Regions from separate parts of the Homo sapiens genome. Here region 2 is linked to region 1. The links are chromatin loops, found by intact Hi-C in ENCODE. Cell type or tissue: B cell. All regions are shown on one strand.

Region 1 (8,000 bases):
GATGAAATATATAAATTGCTGGTTTGAATAAGTTATTTTTGCTCATTTTCTTAGCACCTGCTGGTGGAAATACTATGATAAACTGGATATGGTCCTTGTTCTCAAGATGCTTAATGTCTAACCCAGGAAAGCATGGGTAGAAGCATAATACTAGAGCATATTGTTAGGGTTATAAATAAGAAGGCCCCAAGATCCTAGAACTCTAATTACCTTTAAAGTAATTTAAATCTGAAATTTATTGGATTTATACAATATGTAAAATAATCTTATTTCTCCAAAAACCTTATGAGATTTTTTCCTGTACTGATGTATTTTTAAAATGGCAAAACCACTCTGTATCTTGGAAAGGTGACCTCACTTGCTCTGAAGGACCTGGCCAGCAAGGCGCACATTAGGATTTGATTTAAGGCTGTCGGCTCCCTGAGGCCTTCCACGATATTCCTGCTCCTTCTCCCCCTCCTCATTAAGGAGGGAGCTAAAGCAGGGTAGGACATAAGAGAATTAACTAGGGCTGTGGCATTGGAAATAGGCCTTAAAAGATGGGAAGATTTCAGAAGTCAGTGAAGAGGGTCTTCAGAATGGATTAGTCAGAGAGCTGGTAAGGTGCATGTCCAATTTTGGAGACAGCACATTGTGACAAGTCATCCTTTTTTCAGAAGATGTTGGAATTATAGATACAGGAGTGAGAGGGAAAGGAATATCATTCCAATGACACTACCATAGTCTATAGCAGCAGTCTCTAATCAGGGACCAGTTTCATGGAAGACAATTTTTCCATGAATGGGGGTTGGGGGACAGTTTCGGGATGAAACTGTTCCACCTCAGATCATCAGGTATTGGATTCTCCTAAGGAGCGTGCAACCTAGATCCCTCACATGCACAGTTCACAACAGGGTTAATGCCTATGAGAATCTAATATCACCACTGATCTGACAGGAGGTGGAGCTCAGGCAGTAATGCTCGCTGTCCAGCCAATCACCTCCTGCTGCCTGGTTTGTAACAGGCCACGGACTGGTACCAGTCCTGAGCCCAGGGATTGGCTACCCCTAGTTTATAGGGCACCCCAGCTTCCCTCAATTCTCTTGTCTCAGCTCTCTGTTCTACTTCAGTCTCCCTGGCCTCCTGGCTGCTCCTGAACAGGCTGAGCACAGCCCTGCTTTAAGTACGGTGCGCTTGCTTAACACTTTTCCTTGAATGCTTTTCCCCGTTGGCCTAGAATACATCCTCCTTCCTGTTGCTTGGGCACATACTTAAATGTAACTATTGCAGAGGCTTCTCCTAATTATCTCATCTAAAACAGCAAATCCTCTCTCTCTCTCTCTATCTCTATCCTATACTCTGCTTTAGTTTTCTTCATAGTACTTACTACTAGCCAAGATAGTGTTGTATCATTATTTCCTAACTTATCATTCACTAGGCAAGAGCTCTGGATGACTTTTTAATCTTACCATATCCCCCGTGCCTAGATTTTGCCTGGTGCATAATGTATGATTCACAAATATGTGTTGAATAAATGAAATAACAGAATGAATGATAAATGAATGACTGAATGAATAAATGATGGGCATGAAGGTACTACCAGAAGTTTTAAAGGTTGTGGTATGAACCATGGTTTTGTAAGCAGTCTGTGGCATAAATATAAAGAGGAATAGGAGACACAGGACAAAGAAATCAGAAAGATCATTTATGAAGGTTTTATAATAGCTGGTGGGGAGCCTGGAAGGGGAGAGCCTAGCGGTTCACAGCCTCATTTTGGTGCCAGAGTTCAAATCCCAGTACTAAGGCCTCCTAGCTGAGTAACTCTGGGAAAGTCACTGAGACTTTCTGCCTCCCTCTTTGTCTGTAAAGTGAGGATATATTATCACCTGATTTAGAGGACTGTTGGACAGCTTAAATGAAGTAATGCATTGATTAAATGATTCATAAATAAGTAGTGGCCATCAGTGATAATAAACAAATAAGCTAGGGCAATGTCAGTGGGAACTGAGGAAGGAAATGAGTAAAGAGACATTGAGTAGGAAGGACAAGAAGGCCTTGAGATAACATTGAAATAAAATACCTGAAAAAGACTCAGATTTCTGTTCTGCCTATGGATAATGACAATAACTTTAAGTGAAATCCAGCATGCAGATAAGGAATTAGATCTTAAGTATGTCAGAAGGTAGAAATAGGAAGTAGCACAAAGAGTGAGCTTTGTTTTGCAATGTTTGAGTTGAGATGTACCCACTAATTTTACACGGAGATGTCTAACAAAGATGGAAATGTATATTAAAGGGTGATGACAAACTTTAAGAAGTTATTTTTTTCTGTTCTACAGAAAGATTTCCAATAGAATTTGCGTAGCTTTCTTCCCTTTGTATTTGAAATATGTCTAACTTGGATATTACTGTCTCTCTAAGTTGTATTACTCTAACAAGTATTTTACAATTTCTGCAGCATTCTATGCGTAAGCTCAAAGTTTAACAGGTCAAACTCTATGACCTGACACCTATTCCTAACCCTGTCCCTATGCCTGCTCCCAACCTTTCACTACTGAGGAACTGAATAAAGGATCCTCTGGTCCCATGTAGATTCTGAAGACCTGATTTAAATGTATTACAGAGCTGAACAAAATAGACGTGGAAGGAGCCACCAAGAGGATATGAACAACCCTCCAATTTGCAAACCAGAAAGCTCTGGTTTACCACCCTCAATTTTAACCACATACATTCCTATTCAGACAAAACAGCATGCTCATAGTCATTCAAAAAGCAAAAAAGGGATTGTTAGAAATCTGTAATAAATGTATGTGAGACAGAAAATTAGAAAATGGCCACCTGCCAGCGGCCCCATAAATTTTGGAGGAAATGCATTTTCTACTGGGATGCTTTATCACAGGAATTGCAAATATTTATTAAAAGTATTAAAATAGTCAGAATGTTAAATGCTTCCTCCAGTGGTGAAATTTCACATTGCCACATTAGAAGATGGGATATTCTGATACAGCGTTTATTAAACTGACTTCATTTTATTAGTCTGTCATCTACAATAAATGGGCAGGTACCTTTAAAGCAAGATCTATTATAAATAAAAGAGATGTGGGGAAGGAGCAGCATCTCATTGTGTGAATGGCATTGACTATGTAAGTACTTATCTTGTAACCTTTCCCAAAGGAGGCCACAAGATTTTTGTTGTTCTAGTATATTTTTGTTGCTTGTTGGATTTTGTTATCACATGAAAATCAAAAGTAGTGTTTGCTACTAATGTTCATGCTCTCTCATGCAAGGTACAGTTGAAAACTATTTGAATGGTTAGTGCTTCATGGGCTCTCAGATGTAATTACCAAACATATCTAAGTAAAGATGCTAAATGGACTCCAAATGAACTGAAGATAGAAGGAGGCAGACGAACTTATTGCACAAGGATAATAGAGATGACAGCCAGAGTACATCATTACTGAGTGACACTAAGTTGAAGGGTGACAGGATGAGCTGGACAGATTACCTCCCTAAGAGGCTTGTGGCTCGTGCAAGGCACTGACCTAATAAAGATCTTATGCTATCACCCAGAAAAGATAGAAAGAGCCTTTTCCCATCATAAGACACTCTTCTGTGTAGGTCACAAAATTTTCCCCAAGTTCATCCCATGAAAATGCTGACAGCACTGAAGAAATCTAGGTTAGCTTCAATATGGGGTGGGGTGAAGTGGAGGGAAGGAGATGCAGGGCCTGTTGGGAAGCCAAGTACTTCCTGGAAAGAATAATTAAGAAGCCGTTAGCTTTCAATAGGTGGTTAGAGTGGCCATTTTTTTTTTCCCATTGGAATAGAAGCATTCTCAAAGGTAGGATGGTTGGCATTCTGTTTAAGGTATTTTTCCAGATTAATTAATGGGGTCACTGGATATTTGGGGGAGTCTTTCCTATAAACTAACCACTAATCTTGGTGCTAAGCATCAGAGGTGAACAACAGCAACTCAGCCACTGACCCAAAGATGTGACATTCTAGTGGAGAGCAGGTGGGTGTTTACACATCAGTATATGATAGTTCAGGGGTAATGAGTGCTTTGAAGAAAAGAACAAAACAGGGTCACTGGGAAGAAAGTGACAGATGGGACCAGAAGCATCAGCATCACCTGGGAACTTATTAGAAATACCAAATCTAAGACCCCACACAGTCTACTGACCAGAATCCACATTTTAACAAAGCTCCAGGGCAATGTACATAAGCTTTAAAGTTTGAGAGGCCCTAAAGTAGAAAACAATCTATTTTAGACTTGATATCTTTACACATGGACTTGGCTAGTCCTCTCTCCAATGCTGATAAGATGGCAATGGGGTAGGTATGGGAGGAGAGAGATGGAGCTTGTTTCTTCCTCCAGCTCTGCCAGCTCCATGGTACACTCAGACTAAGAGTCCAGGGATGAATGGTTTTATTTCATTTGACTGAAGAAAAAAAGGCGTATTTACTGACCAATGTGGTGTCATTCATATGACATTACTCTTTCAGTTTCCTTAGTAAAAAATGAGTCGCCTAGTTAAATAATAATAATAAAAGTTTAAAATAAACAATATTGGTTTTTTAAAGAGTAAGACAAATATTTTATAAGCGAATTACAAAAGCTGATTACTTACATTAAAATGAAGTAACACAAATGTTTCTTTTGCAACTTAGTGTCTGTGCATCTCAAAACCTTTGAATTTAAATTGTGACTTTGCCCATTCCTAGTTGGGTGATTCAAGAGTAACTAATTCAAATGTACTGAGCTTCAATATGTTCATCTATTTTGTTTTTAATGGGGAATGCAGAGAGACCTGCAATAAGTGTACTCATGGAAAGATGGAGCCACTGTGGCTTTCTCAAGGAGTAGGTCTGACCTACTACTTCATCTACCCCAGTCATAGTCCTGCATACCAAGGTGAGGAATGTGAAGGACCAGCAGGTGGCATGTTATAACAAGAGGACCTTGCTGGCAATCAGCTGACTTATCTTAGTATCTGAGAACTGTAATTACTGGGCACTGTGGTTTGAGAAACTAAAGTCCATATGTCAGAACTTAAACTTAAAGATAAGGATATCAAAAGGTGAGACCTGATGGAAGGGAATCAGGTCATGAGGTCTCCGCCCTTGTGAATGGCATTAATGCCCTAATACAAGGGCTGAAGGGAACTAGCTAGACCCTGTTGCCCTTCTGCCCTCTTGACATACAACGACAAGGCCAGAAGGCCCTCACCAGACAACGAATCTGCTGGTATCTTGATCTTGGACTTTCCAGCCTCTAGAACTATGAAAAATACATTTCTGTTTGTTACAAAATATTCAGTCTAAAGTATTTTGTTATAGTATCAGAAATGGACTAAGACAGAAACTGGTACTGAGAGTGGCATTTGGCTATAACAAATACATAAAGATATGGAAGTGGCTTTGAAATTGGGTAGTGGGTAGAGGCTGAGCCTCAAAGGGACTATTCTTAGGGGGCTCTGAACAAGAGGAGAGCTATAGAGAAAGCCTTAATCTTTTTTGAGATTACTTAACTGGTCATGATCAGAATGTTGGTAGAAATACAGTCATGTGCTGCATAACAACATTTCAGTTAACAATACAGCATGTACACAACAGTGGTCCTGTAAACTCCATTATAATGGAGCTAAAAAAAATTCCTATATTCCTATTTCCTAGTGATGTAGCCATTGGAACCTTGTAGCAGAACACATTACTCATGTGTGTGTGGTGATGTTGGTGTAAATAAATCTGTGCTTTCAGTCATACACAAGTATAGGACATACAATTATGTACAGTACATAATACTCGATAATGATAATAAATAACTAAATTACTGTATTTACCATACTATACTTTTTATTGTTATTTTAGAATGTACTCCTTCTACTTATTAAAAATAAGAAAGTTAAATGTAAAACAACCTCAGGCAGGTCCTTCAGAAGGTACTCCAGAAGAAGGCATTTTTATCATAAGAGATGACAGTTCCATGCATATTATTACTACTACAGACTTTTCAGTGGGATAAGATGTATAGCTGGAAAACAGTGATATTGATGATCCTGACCATGTATAGGGCTAGGCTAATGTGTATGCTTATGTCCTATTTTTATCTAAAAACTTAAAAAGTAAAAATAATAAATACATAAATAATAGAAGCAAGCTTAGAGAATAATTAACAGAAGGAAAATATTTGTGTACAGCTGTACAATGTGCTTGTGTTTTAAGCTGTGTTATTTAAAATGAGTCAAAAATTAAAAACAACAAAAAGTTTATAAAGTAAAAATGTTACAATAAGCCAAGGTTAATTTGTTAGTATAGAAAGACATTTTTAAAAAATAAATTTAATGTAGTCCAAGTGTATAGTGTTTATAAAGCCTACAGTGATGTACAGTAATGTCCTAGGCCTTCGTATTCACTCACCTGTCATTCATTGACTCACCCAAAGCAATTTTCAGTCATAAAAGCTTCATTCATGGTAAATGTCCTATATAGGTATACCATATTTTTGTCTTTTTACCATATTTTTACTGTATGTTTTCTGTGTTTAGGTATGTTTAGATACACAAGTACATATCATTATGTGGCAGTCACTCACAGTATTCAGCACAGTAACATGCTGTACAGATTTATAGCCTAGAAGCAACAGGCTATACCATATACAGCCTTGGTATATAGTAAGCTATACCATATAGGTTTGTGTAAGTGCACTCTCTGATGTCCAATACAATGACGAACTTGCCCGACAATGTATTTCTCAGACAGTATCCCCATTGTTAAGTGATGCATGATTGTATGGAAGGTAAAGGCAATTCTGATGAGCTCTTAAATGGAAATGAGGAACAAGGTATTGGAAATTGGAGAAAAGGCTATACTTGTTTTAAGGTGGCAAAGAAGTTGTCTGAATTGTGTTCATGTTCTGGTGTTTCCTGGAAGACAGAACTTAAGAGCAGTGAACTAAGATACTTGGCGGAAGAAATCTCTCAGGAAAGTGCTCAGAATGCTTCATTGCTTCTTTCAACTTCTTATAGTAAAATAGAAGAGAGAAATTAAAGATAGGTTTATAATCAAAAGGGAAGCAAAACCTAAAGATCTGAAAAATTCTCAGCCTGGACATGTAAAGAATAAAAAAAGTATGCTCAAGAGAGAAAACTAAGGGTGTGGTCAAGGGAATGTTTGATAAGGAGATTAAATATAGATATAAGGAAGCCAGATGTTCTTAATCAAGACAATGGAAGAATGATCCTGAAGGCATTTTGGAGACCTTTGAAGCTGCCTCTCTCATCATGAGCCTTTGATGGCTGAATGGTTTCGAAGGAGAAGCTCAGGACACCCATGCGATCTTGGGACCCTCTGTCCAGAGCTGCCTCGAGTTTTCGCTCCCGACATTACAGTGTAGCATTCTTTGGCCACCCTAGCTGTGGCACAAGCCAGCACAGGTACAGCTTGGGCTGTCTCTTTGAAAGTATAAGCAGTAAACCTTGTTGGCGTCCACAGGGTGCCAACTCTGCAGGTACTCAGAGTGCAAGAGCTGTGGAGGCACAGCTACCTCCACCAAGATATTAAAGGATGCATTGGAGAGCCCTGGGGCCCAGGCAGAGTACTACCACAGGTTTAAGCCCTGCAGACAGCCTCCACTAGCTCAATGCCTATCAAAGCCATAAGGATGGGGCCACCTCGAGTCTCCATAACTGTAGAGCCACCAGTATGCAGTACCAGTCTGGGAGACCTGGAAGCACCTGACTCCAACTCCTGAGAGCTTCTGCATGGGATGTGCCCACCAAAGCAACAAGAGAAGAGCCCCCCTAAAATGCTGGAGACCCCTGCCCCAGTGTCAGAAGGCAAGACGTGGAGTTGGAGAAGATTATTCTCAAACTTCAAGATTCAATGTTGGTTGCACTGTTGGTTTTGAACACTTGCAAACTGATTCTCCTTTCTTCTTTCCCATGTCTCCTTTTTGGAATGAGAATGTTTATCCTATGCCTGTCCCATTATTGTACTTTGGAAGCACATAGTTTGTTTAAT
Region 2 (8,000 bases), 1.1 Mb after region 1:
CAATCTCACACCTACTAAATTTTCATATCTATTTCAGGCATAAATGGATTCTGAAATTTTGTGGCTTAAAAAAAAGAAAAAGTTCCGTGAACGCAGCAGAAACTGCAACGTTGAAACATTTCAGTGTGGAGATCTGGAAGCACAGATCGGATTTTGGAGCTGACCTGGGCATGTTTATGATCACAGTCCAAATCAAACATCACAGACCGGATTATCAGCCAGGAGCAGCACCCCTGAAGGTCCCTGTGTTCTGCCATGCGACAGCTTTGCCTGGACCTCAAGTTCTCTTCCTCGGCCTTCTCTTGTGCCTTTGCATTCCTACCTCAGGAAGACCCATACAATAATTGAAAAAACTGAGATTTGGTAATACTTTTCAAGGATTACCAAGTCAATTACTGAGAGGGAGAAAAATAAAAAGGAAATAGTTGAGCATCACATGCTAGGGCACATTCAATTCAAACAGCTCCCAGGGAGTTAAAATTCTCTCTATATGGTGAACAGTGTGTGCTTACATGTCGCTGGCAAGCCCACAGCAGTTTAAGGTAATATTTTGGTCAGCAGGTGTAGACCCCAAATGAACAGTGGTTTAAGACCTGGATTGCAAGAGGCAGGCATGTACCGAAATTAGAAAAGCATTCTCAGGCTATTGTTTAACATTCTACATATGTGAGATACAGAATGAAAGAATGAGAATTATCTTAAAATCCCTGCTAAAGCAGGGCCTGCTTTCTCAAGGCAATCTCAAGCTTTAGTAGTTCAGACAGATTCTCTAACTGACAATTAATATTAATAGGTAGATTTCACAATGTGGCATTATCACACGGGAGATGGGTGGGCACACCATCTGGGTTTTGGCAGGTATTAGATGTAATCAAAGGGATTACTTGGCTCAGGGAGAAATAGAAAACCTTGGGTTTGTTTAGTCTCTTTCCTCTTTTGTTTGGACGCAGCTCTAGGTGTGCTTAACTATTTTCCCCCTTGTTCTTTATTTGTGGTCGGCAACATCTCCAGGGGAAAAGAAACAAAAACAAAAAGAGATGGATGGACAGCCCACAACGATAGCTTGGATATGGAATCCTGGCCCATTTTCCCTTCTTACATAAAATTCACCAAAAATTTATTGAATGCCTACTATGGGCAAGGAGCCTTGCCAGGACACCTCAGCTGTAGGGCAATAAGATGTCAGCACTTACAGGTCTATTTCTGGATGCTTTAGAATAGGTAAAAGGGCATATTGAATCTTCAAGGAGAATGTAATATTTCTTGATCTGTCTTTGCCCCTTGCCCACCATGTACCTCTATCCACACACACACACACACACACACACACACACACACACACACAAATGTTACCTGGAAGATCAAAAGGTGGATGCTAAAAGGTGGCATCCACCTCAGATTTTAGAAAACAGTCACATAATTGCATTGCTTATTGGAAAGATTCAATACACTAGACCAAGGAACCTATAAGAAGGTATACATGTTTATTTTCAATAAAAATAAATGGAAGTCGTTGATTGGTTTACATTCTTGGAGGAGACAGGTGACGAGGCATTCTTGAGGTACCAGAACCCTGATGATTGCTGCTGCAGGTAACTTGTGAATTTTATGTTCAACTTTTGCTCTGATGATGAGTGAGAAGTTGGCTTGCCACCAAGACATTCCAACTCATGAAAAAACACTTCTAATTCCCCAGTGTCTCTACCCAGGACTGTCTTGCATCCCACAGATAAACACCACCCTAACACACAATGATACTGCCATTGTTTCATATTTATCACATGCCCAGAGAAAACAGCAGTGACAGAACCTCAGGCTGGACGGTCAAGCTCCCGCAGATACCGGCACTCCTCCACGCCTCCTTCTGAGCACACAAGACCGCAGAAGATCCCAGGTTCCTTCAAAATTATTTCTGGTAGGATGATCTTGTCCCAAGAACCCAATGTGTGGGATGTATATACTTAGCCACTTAATAGATGACAGTGATTAGCCCCAAACTTTCTGTAACAATAGATCAAAGATTAGGCAGTCCCATTCGCAGGACTAGCAAGGCATTGTAAGGACCTATTTCATCTTCACCTTCATTCTCATGCTACGTTACTCCACACGCAGGGCACCCCCTAACCATCTCCCTAAACAGACAAAATAAACTCAGCTGGCACCACTTTTTCTTTCCCAGCCCCCCAGCCACTTCCAGGATCTTTTCGGGTGTAACAGGCACATGATCCATGCTGTATGTGAATCTTTATAAAATTTTACTGTCAACAACATAACTACATATTCTAGTGCTCAGATCGACTTGAGCCCTTAAGACTGCAGGGCCCACTACAAAACCCACTAGTCACATGCGACTACCTAAATTCAAGTTTATTAAAATTAAATACAGTTTAAAATTCAGTTCTTCAGCCACACCTCAAGCGATCCATGGCCACGTGTGGCTAGTGGCCACCATATTGGCCAGTGGAGACAGAACATTGGCATCATCCCAGTAAACTCTACTGGACTGCGGGACTAGAGGGTGCCAGAACACGAGAGGAGAGAAGTTTTCCTGGACCCCTGCAGAGCTGCGCTTGGAACAGCCAGGCCCAGATGCTCACGAGTTTGCAGTCAACCTAAATGCATGTCTCCTCTGCACCCGGGACACCCAGGCCCTGTAGCCTTTCAAATGGGAAGTCAGGGCAGTGCTGCAAAACCTCCACAGTGCGGAATTCCGGGAAAATTCTTTACAGAGGTGTGGAGGTGGAGGAAAGCTTCCTGGGCAGGCCTTTGGGGTCGTCCCCACGCAGGCGCTTGCAGCCACCCCAGCTCGCGCGGGGCCGGGCTTTGGGGTGTGAGAGCTGGGACGGGAGTCGGGTGGATGCCTGGCCGGAGCCGCCAGCTCCCCTCGTCCTCTTTGCTTGTCCTTTAGCACAAGGGCGAGCAGCGTAGGACAAAGACTCGGGCGGCAGCTGCCTGGTTCGGCGCGCAGGGGCGGCCTCGGCCACCCGGGGCGCCCGCCGCCTCCACCGCCCCGCGGGGGAGGCCCGATGCCCGTCTTTGTCTGTGCCGCCGCCGTGGGCCGGGTCCGCAGGAAGCGGGCGCCATCGTGCGGCCTGAGCTGGACACTGCGCCCCCGGAGGCGCGGAGGCGCGAACCACCAAGCGTGGCTCCAAGCTCCACGGGGACGCTGGTGTCATCGTGGCCACGACTGCTTGTACTGTTGTGGTGCGTTCTCTTTTGTATACTAAGTGCTGTGTGAACACAGAACCACTTCCAGTAAATGCAACTGAGCCGTCGCCAGCAGAAAAAGTAGAAGGAGGTGGACAGACTTGTCTATGTACAATGAATAAAAATACCATGATCAAGAATATTTAGTGATGTAGTTGCTTGCATATGCGTGGAATATATCTGGAACGTCACAAAGGAAAGTGGTTACCGTACCTGCCCTGGTGACCTAGGAGGGTGGCTCATGACTTCCTTGACTTTCGTACCATGTGCACATATTACCTACTCAAAACCAAAGCATTTAACAACCTAAAGATATATTTAATAAAATGTGTCGGTCAGGCGCCGTGGCTCACGCCTGTAATCCCAGCACTTTGGGAGGCCGAGGCAGGAGTATCACTTGAGGCCAGGAGTTGGAGATCAGCCTGGCAAACATGGCGAAACCCCGTCTCTACTACAAATACAAAAATTAGCTGGCGTGGTGGCACATGCCTTTAATCCCAGCTACTCGGGAGGTTGAGACTAAAATCTCTTGAACCCGGGAGATAGAGGTTGCAGCGAGCTGAGATTGCACCACTGCACTCCAGCCTGGGCAACAGAGTGAGACTCCATCTCAAAAAAAAAAAAAAAGTCTATGATATGTACCATGTGCAAATGTTGCTGAAGCCAAAGGTAAGTAAATGCCAAGTCCTTGCCTTCTGGGGACCCTGAGTACATGAACAATCTACAAGTCACAGAAACGGAATTAAACCATGTTTCAAAGGATGCTTGGTCAGGAAGGGTTTTTTGTTTTGTTTTGTTTTTTGTTTTTAGCTTGAATGACCCAGTTCAGCAGGTGAGGTTTTGCAGTCTTGGTGAGGACAGAAAATGTCTTCGTTGTCCTGATTCAGTTGGCCAAACTCTTCTTACCATAGAGTAAATTCCTCTAACTATGTTTGTCTCTGAAAATGCTCACCCCAGAAAGATAGCAGAAAAGTAGCATTTACCCTCTGGCTTATTTTAGAAGCCATGGGTAGAGTTGAAGCTCTCAGAAATGACACTCTGTGTCCTTCCAACCCAATCTTCTCTCCTAAACACTCCACCCCATCCTCTAACCGAAGTCCAAAGTACTCCAACAAATTTAACCTAGAGCCATGTACCAAGTTAGAATTGATTACATTTAAGCTACTTCCAATTACCAGAGCCTTGATTCTGTGGCATAGCCACAGAGTTGGGCCTTGTTGTGGATGGCCTCCCAGAGCATTTAAATCTGGCCAAGGAGCCAAGGTAAATGCACTGGGCCAGTGGAGCTCCTCCAGGCAGGGACAGCACCATCATCCTTTTTGTGACCTCCCCCCAGTGCCTCCATCAGTGCCTGGTAGAATACCTGGCACTGTATTAAACTGAACCCTAAACTTTTTATTTCCCTGGAAGTGCTCTGCAGAGTCATGGAAAAATGTTGAGACAGAAAGCTCAGCACTCCTGAGGTTGGGCTGGAAGGAGTGTGGGCAGCAGGGCTGCCTTAGGTGCTTAAAGAGTCTCTCCTGATCATAAAGAAGACGTGATCTGCATGCCAAATGGAAAAAGCTAGAGTCCTAAGAGCAGGGAGAGCAAACGGCTGGGAAAGCCTCCCCCAAGAGGAGAAAATTTAACTCGGCTGGGAAAGCATGGCTTTGGCCTAAGAAGGGAATGTGTGTATTCACATGTGTGTGCATGTGTGTGTGACAGCATGCATATGTGTGTGTGAACATGCACACGTGTAAGTGGCTGGGTCTGTGCAGTAAGCATTCGAGAATCCTGGTTCACCTGCCTGCTTGGAGCAAAGCATCTGATTTGGGGAGCAGGAGAGCAGGGGAGAGAGAGCTTATTGAGTCAAAATCTATATATAAATATACATTTTTTTTTTTGCCATTGGACCCTTGAGGACCAATTTATAAACAATAACTTCCAAAAATGCAAGACCTAACCCCAGTCCCTATCCTAGATCTCTGATGAACCTCTGAGGCATGAACAGGAGGGGCCTGGCCGGGCAGCAAGAACATGACCAGCATTTCCCTAGCAGTGGGGAAGGGAGTAGAAATGCATCTCAGACTTGCACGAGGCATGAAGTGGGTTAGCTGGTTTTCCTGTTTTCTGTAGAAACAGGGCGGATGCATCCTTCCATGTCCTCTGCTCCTGCCATGAGTTCTCTCTTAGACCTGCCTTGATTGTCCTGCTTCTGATGGGATAGACAAAAGAAATCAGGAACAGTAAGGAGCCTACTTCTTGGGAAAAACTGCTCAGCCAACTGGAAAGTACTTAGAATCTAAACTGCCCACTTGGGAAGGGGGACTAAGTCAACCTGCAGTCCATTTATTGAGTACCCATCAGCATCCTGCACCATGCTGGGCACTTTCAGGCAGGGTAGCATCTTCCATTTTATCTTATTGGGATTTCTGTGACCTAATGAGGGTGGCAATGAACCCAACTCCCTCTGTAACTCCAGAGAAGACAGTATGTCCACGGTACAATCCATGTTTGGATGGACAGTGTCCTTCAAACAGCTGCTTGTCAGTCAGGCGTTAGGCCTTGGTAAGCAAGTAGATGCCTCTTGCCTCAGCTGAGGCTTATTGGCCGTGTCAGGAGCCAAAGATATCCTCCAGTTCCTTAACTACCCCCTACACCACCTTCCCTTCTCTCCCCTCAAAAGAGAAGATTGGCGCCATTGGCTCCTTGAGGAAGACTTTGGCCTCCATGTGCATGTGTGTGTGTGTGTGCGCGTGTGTGTGTGTGTGTGTCTTCCCAGTGGGGAAGCCCTTTGCACTCTCGATGGGGATCCATGAAGCTTCTCAGCCTTGCCTTGGGCTCCCCTTGGGCTCCCCTTGGGCTCCTGGCTCACGGGAGACAGAGGTTGGTGAGAATTAATTGTGAAGTGCATTGAGAGGCACAAATGAAAACCAGTCCCGCGGCGGAGAGATTATTACTGTTGGCAATTTGGGTTTTCTAAAATAGCTCTTAGGATATGACTGTGGCAGCCCAAACCCCAGAGGTGAGCTCAAGGCTGATAGATTTTCAGAGCAGCCCCATTTTGCTCCAGTCTCCGGCTTCCCTTCCCTCCAGGGCGGGGGTGAGCAAGGCAGAGTGGGTCGTGGGCTGGGGAGCACTGTCCCTTCCAAAGGCTGCTGATGGGAGGGCAGCTGAAGGCTGACCCCACGTTCTTGAGAGAAGGTCCCCAGACTTCCCGGCATAATTTCCTTCTCACTTCACTGTTCTCTTCCCTGTCTGAAATGGCAGGTGACCTAAGAGGGAGCGGTGTGCAAATTGATTTGGAGGCGATCAATGGCTCGGGGCGCGGCCCCGGCTCGCTGCCGTGTCACTGATCCTCTCCAAATCGATTCACACACCATTCCTCCTCAGCACACCTGCCATGTCAGATGGAGAGGGACGCATGAAGTGAGAAGAAAATTACGTGTTCGTTAGGCCGCCGCCACCTCCGCCGCTGCCGCCTCTCCTCGTCCCAGCTCCCCACCACGTTCCAGTCCACTACCGCTTGCCTCGCGAGACTGGGGAGCCCTTTTCCATGCACGTGGAGAAAGAACCCAGAGGGTGACGGAGCTGCAAATATTCTTGCACCGACACCACCTCACTGACAGCCTCTAACTCAGGCAACTAAAAGTTGGCCCTCTCCATAACACTGGCTCCCAGAGCTTCTTACTCTTTTACTCTTCAAATTCTGTTGGGGACCAGTTTATAAACAGTCAACTTCATTGGTGGGCCCAGGGTCACTTGACATTTGAATTTCATTAATTTGAATTAATCCACCCATCCATCCCTCCACCCACCCTGTCATTCAACAAGAAGTCAACTCTGTGGAACCCCCCACTGGGTGTCCAGCAGTGACCAGAGCTCAGGCCTGCTCCTCAACATCATGAGTTACGACCAGGACAATCTACTTTGGAGAAGTCAAAGTATGCTCACAGGAAAGGAAGCAAGGAATTAAATTCACAGAAAGAGTTCTTTAGCTATTTAAGACAGAACTTATTACAGTGCTCAGTCCACTAATCATTCATTACCAGTCGGCTAGGGGCTCAGAGGGTGACACCAGAAGGCGAATACACTGAGACGCTAAGTTTTTTCACAGTAAGACTTTCTCAATGAAGGAAGCAGTGCATTTTACGTTCTGGTGCAAGCACTCCCGGACTGGCACGTTGAGGCAGGCACAGCTTATCTATTAGTCACAGTGGGCACAGTGCCCAAGCCCCAAGATACACTTAGGGATTGTGGTAGCTAAATAATGCCCCATCCCCCACCAAAGATACCTACATTCTGGTTCCCAGAAACCATGGACATTACATAGCAAAAGAGATCTTGCAGATGTGATTAAATTAGGGATCTTGAGATTGGGGAGGTTATCCTGGATTATCTGGATGGGCCCAAAATAAACACAAGGGTCCTTTTAAGAGAGAGGCAAGGAGTCAGAGAAACAGATGTGATGACAGAAGCACAATTCAGAGAGTCAGAGAGAGGTATGAAGATGTGAATCTGCTGGCTCTGAAGAGTCCACAAACAAAGCAATATGAGCATCTTTTAGAAGCTCAGAAAGGCAGAAGCATTCCCACTTTGTGCCTCCAGACGGAACCAGACCTGCCAACACATTGATTTCAGCCCAATGAGACTTCCAATCTCCAGAACTATAAGATCATGAATTTGTATTGTTTGAAGCTGCTAAATTTGTGGTAATTTGGCACAGCAGCAATAGGAAACTAACACAGGGGTCAACGACAAAAAGTTTTATTTTCTTTTCAGAAGAAAAAAATAAATTTTTAGGTCAAAGAAAA

What was found. Hi-C counts contacts between places; a loop is a spot of excess contacts. Peaks named below come from ENCODE experiments on the same cell type or tissue, not always from the same donor. Only the 100,000 strongest peaks of a DNase experiment are listed, where the experiment ranks them.
Region 2: a loop joins it to region 1, with 14 times the contacts of the local background. A loop is called at or near these places in 1 of 110 quality-filtered maps.

Annotation. Positions count from the first base shown.
Region 1 is chr2:59,444,539-59,452,538 of GRCh38, forward strand. No RefSeq gene overlaps it. Among named protein-coding and RNA genes, the nearest start is that of LINC01793, 230 kb to the left of the region's middle. In B cell, no CTCF peak of the experiment used is centred here; a DNase peak (open chromatin) is centred at 4,913.
Region 2 is chr2:60,578,898-60,586,897 of GRCh38, forward strand. No RefSeq gene overlaps it. Among named protein-coding and RNA genes, the nearest start is that of BCL11A, 29 kb to the left of the region's middle. RefSeq lists silencers at 2,795-3,084, 3,063-3,212. In B cell, CTCF peaks have their summits at 3,083 (motif pointing left) and 3,286; a DNase peak (open chromatin) is centred at 3,074; H3K4me3 peaks cover 788 bases; H3K27me3 peaks cover 1,354 bases.